2 separate regions of the Homo sapiens genome follow, and region 1 is linked to region 2. A link is an interaction called in ENCODE POLR2A ChIA-PET data of the cell type or tissue named here. Cell type or tissue: endothelial cell of umbilical vein. All regions are shown on one strand.

The links. Peaks named below come from ENCODE experiments on the same cell type or tissue, not always from the same donor. Only the 100,000 strongest peaks of a DNase experiment are listed, where the experiment ranks them.
Region 1: POLR2A ChIA-PET joins it to region 2 with 6 read pairs; 2 of 35 experiments call an interaction of 5 or more read pairs at or near these places.

Annotation. Positions count from the first base shown.
Region 1 is chr12:77,405,442-77,413,441 of GRCh38, forward strand. No RefSeq gene overlaps it. Among named protein-coding and RNA genes, the nearest start is that of LINC02464, 92 kb to the left of the region's middle. In endothelial cell of umbilical vein, no CTCF peak of the experiment used is centred here; a DNase peak (open chromatin) is centred at 3,730.
Region 2 is chr12:77,290,273-77,298,272 of GRCh38, forward strand. The region is part of intron 2 of LINC02464 (long intergenic non-protein coding RNA 2464); the gene reads right to left. Among named protein-coding and RNA genes, the nearest start is that of LINC02464, 23 kb to the right of the region's middle. In endothelial cell of umbilical vein, no CTCF peak of the experiment used is centred here; a DNase peak (open chromatin) is centred at 4,009; H3K27ac peaks cover 312 bases.

The DNA.
Region 1 (8,000 bases), 120 kb after region 2:
TAGACTATACCCTAGTGACTTTGTTTTAATGTTAATTACAAATAAAGTCACTTTCTGAGGTATTGGCGCTTAGGATTCAACATATAATTTGGGGAGGATACCATTCAGCACAAAACACTTCTGATGTTGGGAATATAGAAGATACTTATTCAGTCATTACACATTTACTGAACATCTCCTAGGTCATCGGAATGCAAAATTGAGGAAGACGTAGGCACGGTGTGGTGGCTCCTACCTGTAATCCCAGCACTTTGGGAGGCCGAGGTGGGCAGATCACCTGAGGTCAGGAGTTCGAGACCAGCCTGGCCAACATGGTGAAACCTCCTCTCTACTAAAAATACAAAAATTAGCCAGGCATGGTGGCAGGCGCCTATAGTTCCAGCTACTCAGAAGGCTGATGCAGGAGAATCGCTTGAACCTGGGAGGCAGAGTTGCAGTGAGCTGAGATCACGCCGTTGCACTCCAGCCTGGCGACAGAGCAAGATTCCTTCTCAAAGAAAAAAACAAAAGTGAGGAAGTTGTAATCCTCCCCCACGAGGAGCTGGCATTCAAGGTATGGGAGACAAATAAGCCAGCTAGTTACAAACAAACCTCTGAATAATCTTTATTATTATTCATAATCTATTCAATTATTTAAATAATAGAGAAATCTCATGGATTAAAGCAGCAGCAGTTGGGGAAGTATGTGTTTTAGGGACACTTGGGCTATAGGCTATAATCTTATGAGAGAGATATGAGAAAAGGCTTCTATGGCTACTAAATATGCAAAATGCTAGGTTAGATGGATAAACAGGGTTCTTCACTGCAAGTCTTCTCAGAGCCTTGAATATGCTATTGTGCTTTGTGAATATAGAGCTGGTGACTATGGTGTTTCCCACACATACTTGACCACATGATTCTTCTTAATGGATCATTTCAAGTAATTATGTTCCTAGGAAAACACTGGAAACTAGTGTTGAACCATGTGATCTTATTTCAAAAACCTCCGCAGAGCTAGCATAATATAATGGTTGCTAAGATAATTCATCACCCTGAGGATGGGAGCAAAGGTTTTCAGAAATTTATAGACCTCTTATGTAGATATAGCCAATCCTTCTCAAGACAGTGTGTTTCTTTCATAACGGTTGCAAGAAAATACTGATCAGTGGATTGAATTCTGTGTTTCATCCAGCAAATTTAGTGATTTTGGAATCTGGTTAAAAGCAAGTGACCTGTTCTTAAAGCAAAGTAGCATGTTTGCATCACTTCTATGAATGCAGTATTCATTGCCATATTTGAGACAATAAGCATTCGAACAGCCAGTGTTAAACTCTGCCTGAAATGCCCTTGGGAAGTTTTATACCCCATCCTGCTGTGGTTAGAAAGTATGATACACAGAATTTATTCTGGGCCTTGAAAGCATGTACATCCTGTACACTTCTGAGACACTACCACGTTAGTGATTATGTATAAACTTGAGGAAACTTGAAGCTGTGCATCAAATTCTCCTAGGAAAATCTTACAGTGAATAAATCACTTGTATTAGTAATTTAGAGTTTGAATGATATCTGAAGGCCTCTTCACTATGAGAATACTGGAAAATGCGGTGGTGGAGCGGTGGTCTTAATAGCATTAAGAGCCACAGATAAGCCAAGAGATACCTATGTGAATAGCCTGGCCCCACCTGGCTCTGATGGATTAACGGGACTGGGGAAGTTCTAGATCCTGCAAAGAAGAGTAGATTATTTATTTATTTTTGAGACAGAGTCTCACTGTGGGGTCCAGGCTAGAGTGCAGTAGCACCATCGTAACTCACTCTAACCTTGAATTCCTGGGCTCAAGGAGTCATCCCACCTCAGCCTTCTGAGTAGCTAGGACTATAGGCATGTGTCACGGCACCTGGCTAATTTTTTATTTTTTGTAGAGGTGAGATCTTGCTATGTTGCCCAGGCTGGTCTCAAATTCCTGGTCTCAAACAATCCTTCTGCTTCAACCTCCCAAAGTGTTGGAATTATGTGCACAGGCCTAACCTACTCCATGCCCAGCCTAATAGTAGTTTTATTACGGTTATTTGTTCCACCTTTTGGAAACCCATTTAGAGTAATGAAATTATAGCTAATCTGAGGCCTTGTAGAAACTCTCAAATCTGTTTACTTTCTCAAAATAGGGGAATGAAAGTTAAATTTTTCTGCAGCTTTCCAGTAACAGACTGTCCTGAGAATCACTATATTTCCTTGCATATATGTTCTTAATTATTGGGCCCCTCTCCTAATTCCTTTACCTGCAGCGTTCCATACTCAACAAATAGAGCTTAGTGATGCCCCTCCACCTCAGTGGCTCCATGAAAGAGGAGATGACACACGTACTCTCTAACCGTGGGCCAAATAACCGTGCAGGACTAAACATTAGTTCTTTTCACTTCTAAGTCTCAGAATAACGTTTTTTCTAAGCTTCCAGACTCAAATATCTCATTAAAGGTCTGTTTTGAGTTTAGGGTATTATTTGTTTGCAGAGTACATCTGTAGGGTTTGATGAGTTCCTCTCTTCTGCCTCAGTAATGGCTCAGTTTCAAAAATGAATGTAGAGACTCCTGTATTTCTTAAAGGTTTTACATTCTTTTCAGATTAACAGCCATACAGAATAGCCGTTATTCCATTGTTGTCATTGATTATAACCTTACTTGGGGTTACTCCCTGTTCAGAGAGAAAGCCCAGCACTTTCTATTCAAAAGTCTATTAGGAACAAGCAGTGTTGGGCAGTGGGTGGATCTCAGGGATGGATGCAAACTTGCCTCTGCAGTGGTGAGCCCATGTTCTCTTCCAATCCACTAAGCTCAGCCAACAGATGTTCTTAGTATTTGGCTGGTAAAAGGAAATGCAGTTTATCATTTAAAAACTGCACATTGTTGACCAGTGTTCAAGCAATAGTGTCTGGGTGGAACTTTTTTTTTTTTTTTACAGATTGCAGGCATTTCCTGATATTTCAGAGGTGAGAAAGAAGGCAGATTTGAGAGTATTTTAAGGAATACCATTGTGGTATATGCTGTTTCTCGGAGGAATAACCTTGTAGTTGAGTCAGTCCCAAGCATGAATCCACAAGACACTGTTGTTTTTATTGAGATCATATGCAAGAGCTGTTGTTTACTTAAGTTATCCTTATTTAATTGGAGCAGCTGTGAAATGTATTTGGTTCACCCATCCAAGCTGGGAGCAAACTTTTCATTAGAAAATTTCATTGATGACTAGAGTTGCTGTTTTTCTCTTGAATCAAGCCTTCCAATTTTACATATAAATAAGTAAACGGTGACTTTCAAAGCTGCAGGTTTTGTTTTATAGATGTAACTCGTTGTCACCCAAGGCAGTTGTCATCAGACAACTGAATGTTTCTTTGGGCAGCTAATTAAGGTGCTTATTGCAAACAACTTGGTGTGTCTTCTGCCCAAACCAGAATGTCTTAAAGCATTGCAAGATCACTTTCCTGGGGGAGAGTGATACTCTAAGTCATACCAAATTGGGATGTAGCACTTTTGTTTGGCAGAGCTAAAACCATTTAAATGTGTAGAAACTTTTACCAGAAAGAATGTGTCCTAATATAACCTTTAAATGTATTAAGTGAAGAAAAAAGGGGGAGCTGATCATATTACATTTAAATGATTTGTTTTCCACCTCTGGGTCATGAGTTCTTTGAGGATAGGGATGCCTGTTATCAGCTGGTAATGGCTCATGTAGTTCAGCTTGAATAACATTCTCAGCAGTTTTGAGGGGCTTTTTCAATAACCATGAAGTGAAGTTTTACATATGATTTATTACAACTTTAAAACTTTAGTTACAGATTTATAGGATATGAGTATAATTTGGCTGTATGCCTGTCACAATCTTGTGAAGAAGGAAAGACATGTTTTCCTCTTTTTTTTTTTATAAGAGGAAGGAAACAGGAACAGAAAGCGTACATGATATTATCAAAGCTGCCACTAAGATTACTTATAAAAGGAGGAATCTAAGATTCTGACTGCCATCAGACATTTTGTCAAAAAGAATAAACTTAAATTGCCTTTAAGTCTTTGGAATTACCTGTGAATTATGGGAAGAAATGAATTCTGATAGGCTTGTCAATTTTAAACTTGCTAAAATTTAGACAAGTAGAATGATGCCAAATTAGAATTTTATAAATAATGTTCTAATTTTAATATATTGACTTTTAATTATATTTGAAGTTCATTATTTTGCAATTTCTGCCTGCTTCTACTTATGAAATATTTGGATGATAACAATTCTACTTCCCTTGCAGAATTGGAGTAGATTAGGTATAATGCATATGGAAGCAGCTGGAGAAATATAAAGCATGTCAACATTTCTTATTTCTGAGTAGTGGACACAGTGATGTCACATGTTTAGCCTCAGTATGTTGTTTGGATTTAAACATTTTCTTTTACAGCTGAAAAATAAAAAGTATAGTAATATAAGGCATTATTATGTTAACTTTACTTGGGTATATTGTACATGCACTAAAATTCACTCACTATAGTATATAATGGAATGATTTTGAAAAAATGTATAGAGTTGTGCCACAAACACTGCAATTGAGTTTTGGAAAAATTCAACCAACCCCCAAATTTCTCCAAGCATATTGGTAGTAAGCCTCAATCTGAGCAATCACTGATAGGCTGTCTTGCATTTTCTGGATACTTCATATGAATGTAATCACATAATATGTTGTCTTTTGTTTATAGATTCTTTCACTTTACATAATGTTTTGAAGTCCATCCACACTGTAGCACCTGTCAGTAGTTCATTCCACTTTATTGCTGAATATTCCATTGTGTGGACATGCCACATTTACCTGTCCATGTTAAAAGAATGGACATTTGGATTCTTTCCATTATTTGGCTATTACGAATAATACTGCTGCGACTATTAGTGTGCAAGTCTTTTGTGAACATTTGTTTTTATTTCTCTTAGATTTCTAGAAGTGGAATTGCTGGGTCTTACATCATGTATGTGTGTAATTTTTAATAAACTGCCAATTTGTTACCCAAGGTGGCTATGCCAATTTTCACCAGAAATGTATGTGGTCTGGTTTCTCCACATCCTCATCAGCATTTGATATTGTCTTTTTATTTTAGTCATTTTAATGAATGTGTAATGGTATCTCATTGTGGTTCTACTTCACATTCCCTAATGAAAAATGATTTCAAGGGCTTATTGGCCATTCTTACTGCTTCTTTGGTAAAATATCTATTAAATTATTTTCCATTTTTTGAATTTACTTTTCTACTTATTATTTGGTTGTAGGAGTTCTTTATGTATTCCAGATATAAGTCCTTCATCAGATATGATTTACAAAGTAGTTTCTTACTGTCTGTGGTCTGTCTTTTCATTTTCTTATTGGAATCTTTTGAATTGAAAAGTTTTTTAGCTTCAAGTCCAGTTTATCAGTTTTTAAATTTCATGATTTGTGATTTTTGATGTCAAGACATTATTAAGTGTTTTTATTACTATATTTGTTTAGTTCATTCCTACTAACTTCTGTTGTGACAACTGAAAAATGAAACAATGAAGTGAGATATGAAAGATGTTTTGGGAAAAACTTTCTTTCTAGAAAATATTAAGAGAAAGAAGCCCAAACTGGTAGTTCAAGTGAATGATTGTGAACTCTGTTATCACCTGGGATCAGTGGGTACCTGGGAACATGGTGGTGCCTTAGCACCATGCTAGTCTCTTATAAGGAATAAGTCTTTTTATTAACATTGGCTTACCTGAGAAAAATGATAAAACTTTTGTGGGAAAAAAAATCCACCACATGAAGTCACTCGAATTAACTCATTAACACTCTTATGTTCTATCTAGGTCTAATACATGTGAGGTTACTTTTATACAGAGCAAAATACTGAGCTTAACACCTTGCATAGGTCATTTGATTAGAATGTATTGGCAAGAAGTCTGTGTTTTAAAAATCATCAAGCTTTGTATTGTTTGCATAGATATTAAAGAAGAAAGAAACATATTAAAGATATTCGAAGCTTTCTTTTCTAAAGTAAGGTATTCTATGATTTGATTTAACTTCACCTCCTGCATGTCTTACACAAGACTGTAGATTTTTTTTTTTCTGTTAAAAAGCACCCTGGTATTAATCCCAGCATTGACTTATGCCATGCTAGAGAGGTCAGGAAGGAAGCTGCTACAGAGAAGAAAAAATATATCCTCTCATTGCATCTTCTCCCTTATCCTTCCTATGCCCATGTCACAACTGGTCTGACTCCTTGGTCTTTGGGTGAGGGCTTTGAGCTAACTTTGATTTGATTTCTAGCTCTTCTAGTTACTAGCTGAATAACTTTGGACAGGCTATTCAGTCTTCTTAAGCCTGTAATTTTATTGTCGGTGAAATGTGATACTGATACTTATCAGTACTGGGTTGTTTCAGGAAGGAGGGAAAATATTCATAAATTGCCTAACATTGTGCTTAGCATATGGTAGGTGCTTTATAGGGGATTTCTGCTGTTACTATTATTGTTAATGTTATTTTCTAGATTCTTTATGATCCATAGAACTCTTACATATAGAAATAAGAGGAAGAATAATCACATTGTAGCTGGAACAAACAGGCTAAGCATGACAATGAAACTTTAATTTGCAAAAAGGTTTATTTTTCCCTAATGACCAACTAATTCATGCCCTTTCTTGTAATATATATTTTTCTTATATCATCAGAATAGAAACGAAAAAGTTTAGTTGGAGACAAAAAGACCCTAGTATGAATGTGGCCTATAAATTGAGCAATTTGAGTCTTCTGTAAAAGCTGTAAGGTGTTCTGAGGTCTGCAGAATTCCCATATTTTTTTTCTCTACTGAAGGACTCTGAAAAATTCCACAGTCAGAAGAGCTAAGACTCAGATGTTTGCTTTTTTTGAAATATCACTTCATTTCTGACATTGAATATGTAGCATTTTAAAGCCTAAACATGAAATTTTATCTCTATTTATTATCAAACGGTGCTAAGATCTTGTAGCTTTAACATAAAATCTAGTTAAAATCATATTGTAATAGTCAAGGTTCAAACATCATTAGGTATCCTAGACATGAAGTGAAAAATTTCTCTTGATATCTATGTATCATTCATTATTAAAGTCAGTAATTTAATAACAGCTGCTTAAAGGATTGGTTTTTCTGTGTCTTTCAGATTAATTTTACTGAAAATATAGAAAACTGTAAGATAAAATGACTCTGTTCTGTGTGTTCTCATGCTTAAAATTCTTAATTTCTCTCCAACATCTATTTTCGCCTTATAATTACACATCTAAATTTCTGAGCTCAAGTACAGATTCATCCACACTAACAGAAATAGGAATCTCCCCTGTAGCTGAACTACTGCCTCGTATTAAATATTATAAGGCATTTCATTAGTTCTTATGTCTACCATTAAAAATACTGCAAAGATATCTTGACAACTAAGCCACTTTATGTGGTTAAAAATTCCCAATTTGTATGAATTTAATGCGTAGGCAGTCTTAAAATTAGTTAATGTAACACGTGTTTCACCCAAGCAGGAGCAGGCCTTGTACAGGTGCCACTCTACAGAAGGGTTGCAGGTGTTGCTTACCTGGTCTGCACACTTGAGGCACAGAATCTGAATAGTGATTTCCACTTGGCTGCATCTCCACTTGGCTCAGGTGGCTTTCCTTAAGGATACCTAAAAGAGTTACCTTAATATTGAAAAGAATGGGGCCAACATATATTGACTAGGCACAATATACAATGGATGGGAGAATTGCGGTATTTTATTGACAAAAATGACTAAAATTATTAAGCCTACATTTGGTATGGAATGGTAAAGAAGTATGCTAGATAGCTTAAATGTAAAAACATACTTAGAAAATTAAAATGAAAATATAATGTGATTTTGATTTATATTCAGATCCCCTGTCTAAGAAATGGGTGAGCCTCAGCCTCACTTGGGTTCATCTAGTCTTGTTGCTTTTCTTTCCTTATTCACCTGCCTTCTGTTTCTCCCTGGCTCTCTTCTCTG
Region 2 (8,000 bases):
AATATCGATGTGAAAATCCTCAATAAAATACTGGCAAACTGAACCCAGCAGCACATTAAAAGCTTATCCACCACAATCAAGTTGGCTTCATCCCTGGGATGTAAGTCCAGTTCAACATATGCAAATCAATAAACATAATCCATCACATAAACAGAACCAATGACAAAAAACACATGATTATCGCAATGGATGCAGAAAAGCCCTTCGATAAAATTCAACACCTCTTTATGCTAAAAACACTCAATAAAATAGGTATTGATGGAACATATCTCAAAATAATAAGAGCTATTTATGACAAACCCATAGCCAATATCATACTAAATGGGAGAAAGCTGGAAGCATTCCCTTTGAAAACCGGCACAAGACAAGGATGCCCTCTCTCACCACTCCTATTCAACATAGTACTGGAAGTTCTGGCCAGGTCAATCAGGCAAGAGAAAGAAATAAAGATATTCAAATAGGAAGAGAGGAAGTCAAATTATCTGTTTGTAGATGACATGATTGTATATTTAGAAAACACCATCGTCTCAGCCCAAAAACTCCTTAAGCTGATAAGCAACTTCAGCAAAGTCTCAGGATACAAAATCTATGTGCAAAAATCACAGGCATTCCTATACATCAAAAATAGACAAACAGAGAGCCAAATCATGAGCAAACTCCCTTTCACAATTGCTACAAAGAGAATAAAATACCTTGGAATACAACTTACAAGGGATGTGAAGGACCTCTTCGAGGAGAACTACAAACCACTGCTGAAGGAAATAAGAGAGGACACAAACAAATGGAAGAACATTCCATGCTCATGGATAGGAAGAACGAATATCGTCAAAATGGCCATCCTGCCCAAAGTAATTGATAGATTCAATGCTACACCCCTTAAGCTAGCATTGACTTTCTTCACAGAATTAGAAAAAACTACTTTAAATTTCGTATGGAACCAAAAAGGAGCCCATATAGCCAAGACAATCCTAAGCAGAAAAAACAAAGCTGGAAGCATCATGCTACCTGACTTCAAACTATACTACAAGGCTACAGTAATGAAAACAGCATAGTACTGGTACCAAAACAGATATATAGACCAATGGAACAGAACAGAGGCCTCAGAAATAACACCACACATCTACAACCATCTGATCTTTGACAAACCTAACAAACACAAGCAATCGGAAAAGGATTCCCTATTTAATAAATGGTGTTGGGAAAACTGGCTAGCCATAATGCAAAAAACTGACACTGGACCTCTTCCTTACACCTCATACAGAAATTAACTCAAGATGGATTAAAGATTTAAATGTAAGACCTAAAACCATAAAAACCCTAGAAGAAAACCTAGGCAATACCATTCAGGACATAGGCATGGGCAAAGACTTTATGACTAAAACACAAAAAGCAATTGCAAAAAAAGCCAAAATTGAGAAATGGGATCTAATTAAACTAAAGAGCTTCTGCAGAGCAAAAGAAACTAACATCGGAGTGAACAGGCAACCTACAGAGTTGGAGAAATTTTTTGCAATCTATCCATCTGACAAGGAACTAATATCCAGAATCTACAAGGAACTTAAACAAATTTACAAGAAAAAAACAAACAACCCCATCAAAAAGTGGGCAAAAGATATGAACAGACACTTCTCAAAAGAAGACGTTTATGCAGCCAACAGACACATAAAAAAATGCTCATCATCTCTGGTCATTAGAGAAATGCAAATTGAAACCTCAGTGAGATACCATCTCACACCAGTCAGAATGGCGATCATTAAAATATCAGGAAACAACAGATGCTGGAGAGGATGTGGAGAAACAGGAATGCTTTTACACTGTTGGTGGGAGTGTAAATTAGTTCAACCATTGTGCAAGACAGTGTGGTGATTCCTCAAGGATCTAGAACCAGAAATACCATTTGACCCAGCAATCCCATTACTGGGTATATGCCCAATGGATTATAAATCATTCTACACATGCACATGTATGTTTATTGCAGCGCTATCCACAATAGCAAAGACTTGGAACCAACCCAAATGTCCCTAAATGTTAGACTGGATAAAGAAAATGTAGCACATATACACCATGGAAAACTATGCAGCCATAAAAATGAATGAATTCATGTCCTTTGCAGGGACATGAATGAAGCTGGAAACCATCATTCTCAGCAAACTAACACAGGAACAGAAAACCAAACACCACATGTTCTCACTTGTAAGTGGGAGTTGAACAATGAGAACACATGGGCACAGGGAGGGGAACATCACACACCAGAGCCTGTCAGGGGGTGGGGAGCAAGGGGAGAGATAGCATTAGGAGAAATACCTAATGTAGATGATGGGTTGATGGGTGCAGCAAACCACCATGGCACATGTATACCTATGTCATAAACCTGCATGTTCTACACATGTATTTCAGAACTTAAAGTATAAAAAAAGTTTTACTTCTTTCTTTCCAAAAAAAAAAAGAATGCTAACCTCCAACACCCACTGTATATGTGTGGTGTCTATTTACATGTGTTGACTTCTAGTGTGATTTATTTACTTAAGTTGACTTTCTGTGTAGCTTAATAATTAATGTGGTTATACATAAAATATACACATTTTGAAGAAAAATTTTCAAAGTCAATAACCCTATCTTCTTTGATTCTTAGACTCTTTTATTTTTAGGTTGTCTTTTGCACTTTCTTATTTTTTCCCCTTACAACATAGAAACTCTGGCCTAATATAAAGTGCTTGATCCTTGCAAGTTACCAGCTTGCCCTTTTGTTGGCTGTCTCCTTTATGCAGCAATATAAAGAGAATACAACCACAGTGAGCTAATTTTTACCTAATTTCCTTCTCCTGGGGAACAAGACAAGGGAATGTAGTTTGACCTCAATAAAACAAAATGGATTTGTACTAATGGCATACTAGAGAAAATCCATTAAAGTCGTTTCAGATGATAAAAAAATTTGTTGAGATTTTTTAGACCATATTAAGGTTTTTAACAGAAATAACTTTAATTTTCTTATCATTGAAATAAAATTAAAGTGCAATTTTTTCTCATTTATCTGGCTGGAAAAAAGTGCAAAGGTTTGAGTTAACTGATCTACCGAGCTGAACACACACAAATACAAGTGAAGCTTTTGAAGATGCTAGGGCAATTTATCCAAGACACAGATTCATCTAAGGCCATTCTGTATTAGTACTTTTTGAACCTAAAGAAGCAGTATATTGGGGAAGGAAGAGTCATACTTTAGGACTAAGGTTTCTTAGAGGTCCCAGATAAAAGCAAGCAAACAAACATGTAAATATTGGTCATATTTTGTAAGATGAGGGGATAAGATAATTAGAAAGAAATACTTTGTGGTCGTTGCCACTGGGGGACATTTTAATGGATTTTTCTATTCAGTGGGAGATAAAGTTCATATTTAGCTCCCTTTCTCCTGCCGAAGAGAATGTTTCAAGCACCCTCTACTTACTACAGGGCAGGAAAGCACATGAGGCCAACTCACAGCAGAGGATGTCAGACTTAGAGAAAAGCCATTCCTGGTTAATAACTAATTCGTGGCAGGCATTTTACGAAGCACAATGGTTGGAGAAAATATTCTTAGGAATAATAAACAAATACATTAATTATAAGTCGAATCAACTTTCAGCAAGTCCATAAATAGAGATTGAAAATAATATCTTTGATGCAAAGAAATAACATCTCAGAGGAATGTGGGGTCAGGAGATGTGGACACTATGGCCGAAACTGGCTAGCTATTTCAAATTTTCTTTTTTTTTTTTTTTTTGGTATTTTGCTTTTCTAAACTTCCTAACCCCCCTTGCATGTGACTGAGTTATGACCAATGGAATGTGAGAAAAGAGACACAGGCCACTTTCAGGCCTTGGCCCATACCTATCTCAAGAGAGCCTTTAGGGTGTACAAACAGGATATTTATTGGGCCTGAGCACAAAGGCAAGTCAGAGGAAAATATATTTTCATACACAGGTTTATAAATATTTTCCTTCAAGTCCAAATGTTGAAGCAACCTTTGTGCTACGGGCATTTTTGAATGTGAGATTGAGCTTTTGCTGCTTGAAAGGAAGAATGAGTCATTTTAAACAAATGACCTAGCAAAACACCAGGGATCTTGATATAGAATCATCAAATCAACTTGTACCTGACTACTTTGCTCTCCAACAAAATTGCATAATTTTTCTTCTTTAAAGCCAATATTAATTAGATTTCCCTTTGACTTCTGTTAGTGTTCTCCTCCAATGTCTTTACTGGAAAGAAACATTTCTCTATATCTTGTAATTTTCCTTGCATAGGATTTCCACACTGAAGTTTGTTCTTTATGTAGGTTAAAGAACATAAAAACTTTAAAACTTTTAGTTTCTTGAATAAATACATGTATTGAACACTATGTGACAGAGGATGTACTGATGAGCACAAAAAAGTTATGGTTTTTGCCTTATGGAATGGGGAAGATGATATTCATCAAAGAATCACACAAATATAGTAAAATTACTACTTTGATCAGTGTAGTTACGGAGAAACAAATGACAAAATGAGACCTGATAAGACCTGGTATATTAGTCCATTCTCATGTGGCTAATAAAGACATACCTGAGACCGGGTAATTTATAAAGGAAAGAAGTTTAATAGACTCACAGTTCCATATGGCTGGGGAGGCCTCACAATCATGGCAGAGGATGAAGGAAGAGCAAAGTCACATCTTACATAGTGGCAGGCCAGAGAGCTTGTACAGGGGAACTCTCATTTCTAAAACCATCAGATCTCATGATACTTATTCACTACCAGGAGAACAGTATGGGGAAAATTGCTTTCATGATTTAATTATCTCCACCTGGCCCTGCCCTTGACACGTGGGGATTATTACAATTCAAGGTGAGATGTGGGTGGGGACACAGCCAAACCATATCACCTGGTAAGAGCTTTCCTGAGGAACATGATCATGGAGCTGGAATTTAATGGAAGAGTATCCTTAACCAATTAAAGAGTAGTGTACCTCTGGGGGTAAGAAGTGGGGATAGATTTTCAGCATATTAGAAATACCTATGGTAGGTAGAAGCAAAGACTGTGGAGAAATCAGAAGTAGGCAGGTATGGGGTATGGTGGATCACAGAGAATTGGGGAAGGAACAGCAAGATGTCCTTGAAGGGAAGGAGATTGTGAGAGCATGTGGTACCAAGGTGTAGAGGCACAGGTTTGTTTTTTTCCCCCAATAATAATGAAAAGCCATTGACATAATTAAGAAGGGATTTGAAGTTGGAAGGTCCATTTAGAATGATATAATTTGTCTTTGGCTTATTTTTTTCAGTTCAAGTTAATACTTATCGGAAAATTAATTATGGTATTTTCTGTCATTACATACAGGGAAACACATTAAAGTATCCAAATAGGAGCTATGCAAGACATCAAAAATAGGGTCAATTTTACTCTCCACAGGAACACGAGTATTGTGTTTTCAGAAACAATAGGATTCTGAATTGAAGGATGAATGCACAATTTGCACATAATGAAACCTTCTCCCAAACAGAGAGAAATCAGCCTATTCTAAAGGTATTAATTGCTTCTGTGAAGGGACCTTTGAGGTCTTTTTATTATTATTTTGCATAAGATCTTTCAGCTTGATGAGAGACTGAGTGTTGGATCTAAAAAACACTTTGAAGATGGTAATATTATATTCCCAGTGGATTGCAAGCCACAGTTTCCATTAAATTATGTAAAATGACATATCAGAGAAGCCTACTGTTCAGAGTGATCTATACCCACAGATTAAATTTTTAAAATCTGTTCATGTGCAGTAGAGAAAAGGGATTGAATCATGAATTGTTGATATTTCACACCCAAGAAAATGCACTTTTAATTTATCAGTTGCCTAAATGGAATGAAAATGTAAGCAGGGATTGGAATCTTATGATGCATGATTTCTACTTAGGAAGAGAAAGTAGAGGGCTTCATTTCTTTGAGAGTTTCAGCCTTAGCAAAGGACTTTGGTTGATATCAGGGACAATGACCTGGCAAAATGAATGTCTTCAAATCTAATGCCTAAAACCATACAAACAGGTGGCAATGCTTGGGAACACCACAGCAATAAGATTAACAAAGAACCAAAGAGAAGAGCCTGACACTATCAGGGACCATCTGGAATTGTGTGCATAAACAAGAGGTGATTGATCTTCTTTTACTTATTTTTTGAACATTTGTTTATGTGTGTGGTGCATAGTTTGTTTTCTTCTTCTTATTCCCTAAACTAATTTATATGTCCACATTCTGTTTTTCCTCAAATGCTGTTATCATATATGCAAATAAGGTGCTTATATTTTTCATGTAAATGATTTTTCAGAACTTCTATCCATTACCCCACAAAGAGTGAAAATCTGGTTTTTAAGCCTGTGCTATTTGAGAAGGGGAATGTGTTCAAAGTCACCTTTGGATTAGCTTTTAGTTTCTTGACAGACTTTATCCCAAGGGACCTTTTACTCATTAGTCACAGTAGGTTCTCTCCTGCATTCAAGGACTCAGAACTCTCTCTTTGGTAATATAAGGTATTGTCAGATAAAATTTCTGTTCTTTTCCTTTAAAGGTTTGTATTGAGCATAGACCGATGGAATCCTAGCCTTTCTGAATTGAACAAAATCTTAGAGGTTATCTTGTCCAGTCTTCTGGTTTTAAAAATGAGGAAAATAAGGTTTTAGTATATACTGCCTAATGAAAAGACCTGTGATCCTGAAGCCAAAAGACTTGGCTTGGATCCACCCACCCATTCATTCATTCATTCAGTCATTCACCATCGACTGTCTGCCTGGGTTTTAGTCTGCAGGATGCTTGGCAGTGAGGGTATTAAAGCAAGAAGGTAATAGTCTCTCTTTTCCAGAAGCCAAAAACTAAGGGATGAGAAAGACACACTAATCTGGGTGATCCTAGACAAATAAGGGAAACAGAGAGATTCTGTTTCCTTGTCTTTTAATTGGCAGTAACAGTAATAGTAACAATAACAATCTCCTAGGGTCAAACTGAGGAGGTGGGAAAAAAAAAATGAGGTTGACATAAAGCTCCTTTTGGGTATCCCAGATAGGTAACTAAGAAGCATCTGCTTAACAAAGTCTTTTTTTCCCCCCCGAAACAAGGGGTGGAGCTGAAAAATATACTTGGGAAAGATCTCTAGGGAAAAGCTGGTGGTCTTTCACCCTCCTCTTCCACAGTGAATAGAGAAGAGATTGCCACTGTGTTGTGAATCTCTCCCGTTTTTTGCCTCTTGTCTCTTGCCAATGGTTAGAGCTGGGGTTACTTCAGTGCTTTGGAAGTTTCTTTAGGAAGAAGACCATTGGTTTTGCTGTAGAGGGAATGGAGCTGGGTTTGAATTCTGGTTGCACTTATCAGCTGTTTGACTTTGGGCAATATTTAGTATTTCCTGAAATCTGTTTGCTATCATAAAATGGGGTATTGGAGCATCTGCATGCTTTGGCTAGAAGAGATAGATACGTGAATTATTTCTCTTAGCCCTGCCAGTAACTCTCTTTTATTTAGCTGGGGTCGATTTGAGAGAAGGCCTAAAATATCATCTGATACTTCTTAAATTTCCACCAGCTATGGAGTATAAAATTACACAAACATTGGGAAATTCTTCTCCTATGAAATAAATACACACTCCCTTATGATCCAGATTGATCCCCCCGCAAATAAAAGTATGTTCACACAAAAACTTCACATGAATGTTCAGAGGAGCTTTATTCACAATATCCTTAAACTGGAAACAACCCAAATTCACCTGCCTATCAACAGGATAGAATGGATAAACAAATGGTATATCCATACAATGGTATACTATTAGACAGTAAAAAGTAAAATACTGACTGCATTTGAAACAACATAGATGAATCTCAGACATACGGTATTAAGTGGGAAAAATAGACACAAAAAAGTACTGTATGATGCCATCTATATGAACTTCCACAACAGGAAAAACTGATTTCTGCTGATAGAAATCAGAATAGTGGTTGTTTCTGGGAAGTTTAGAATGG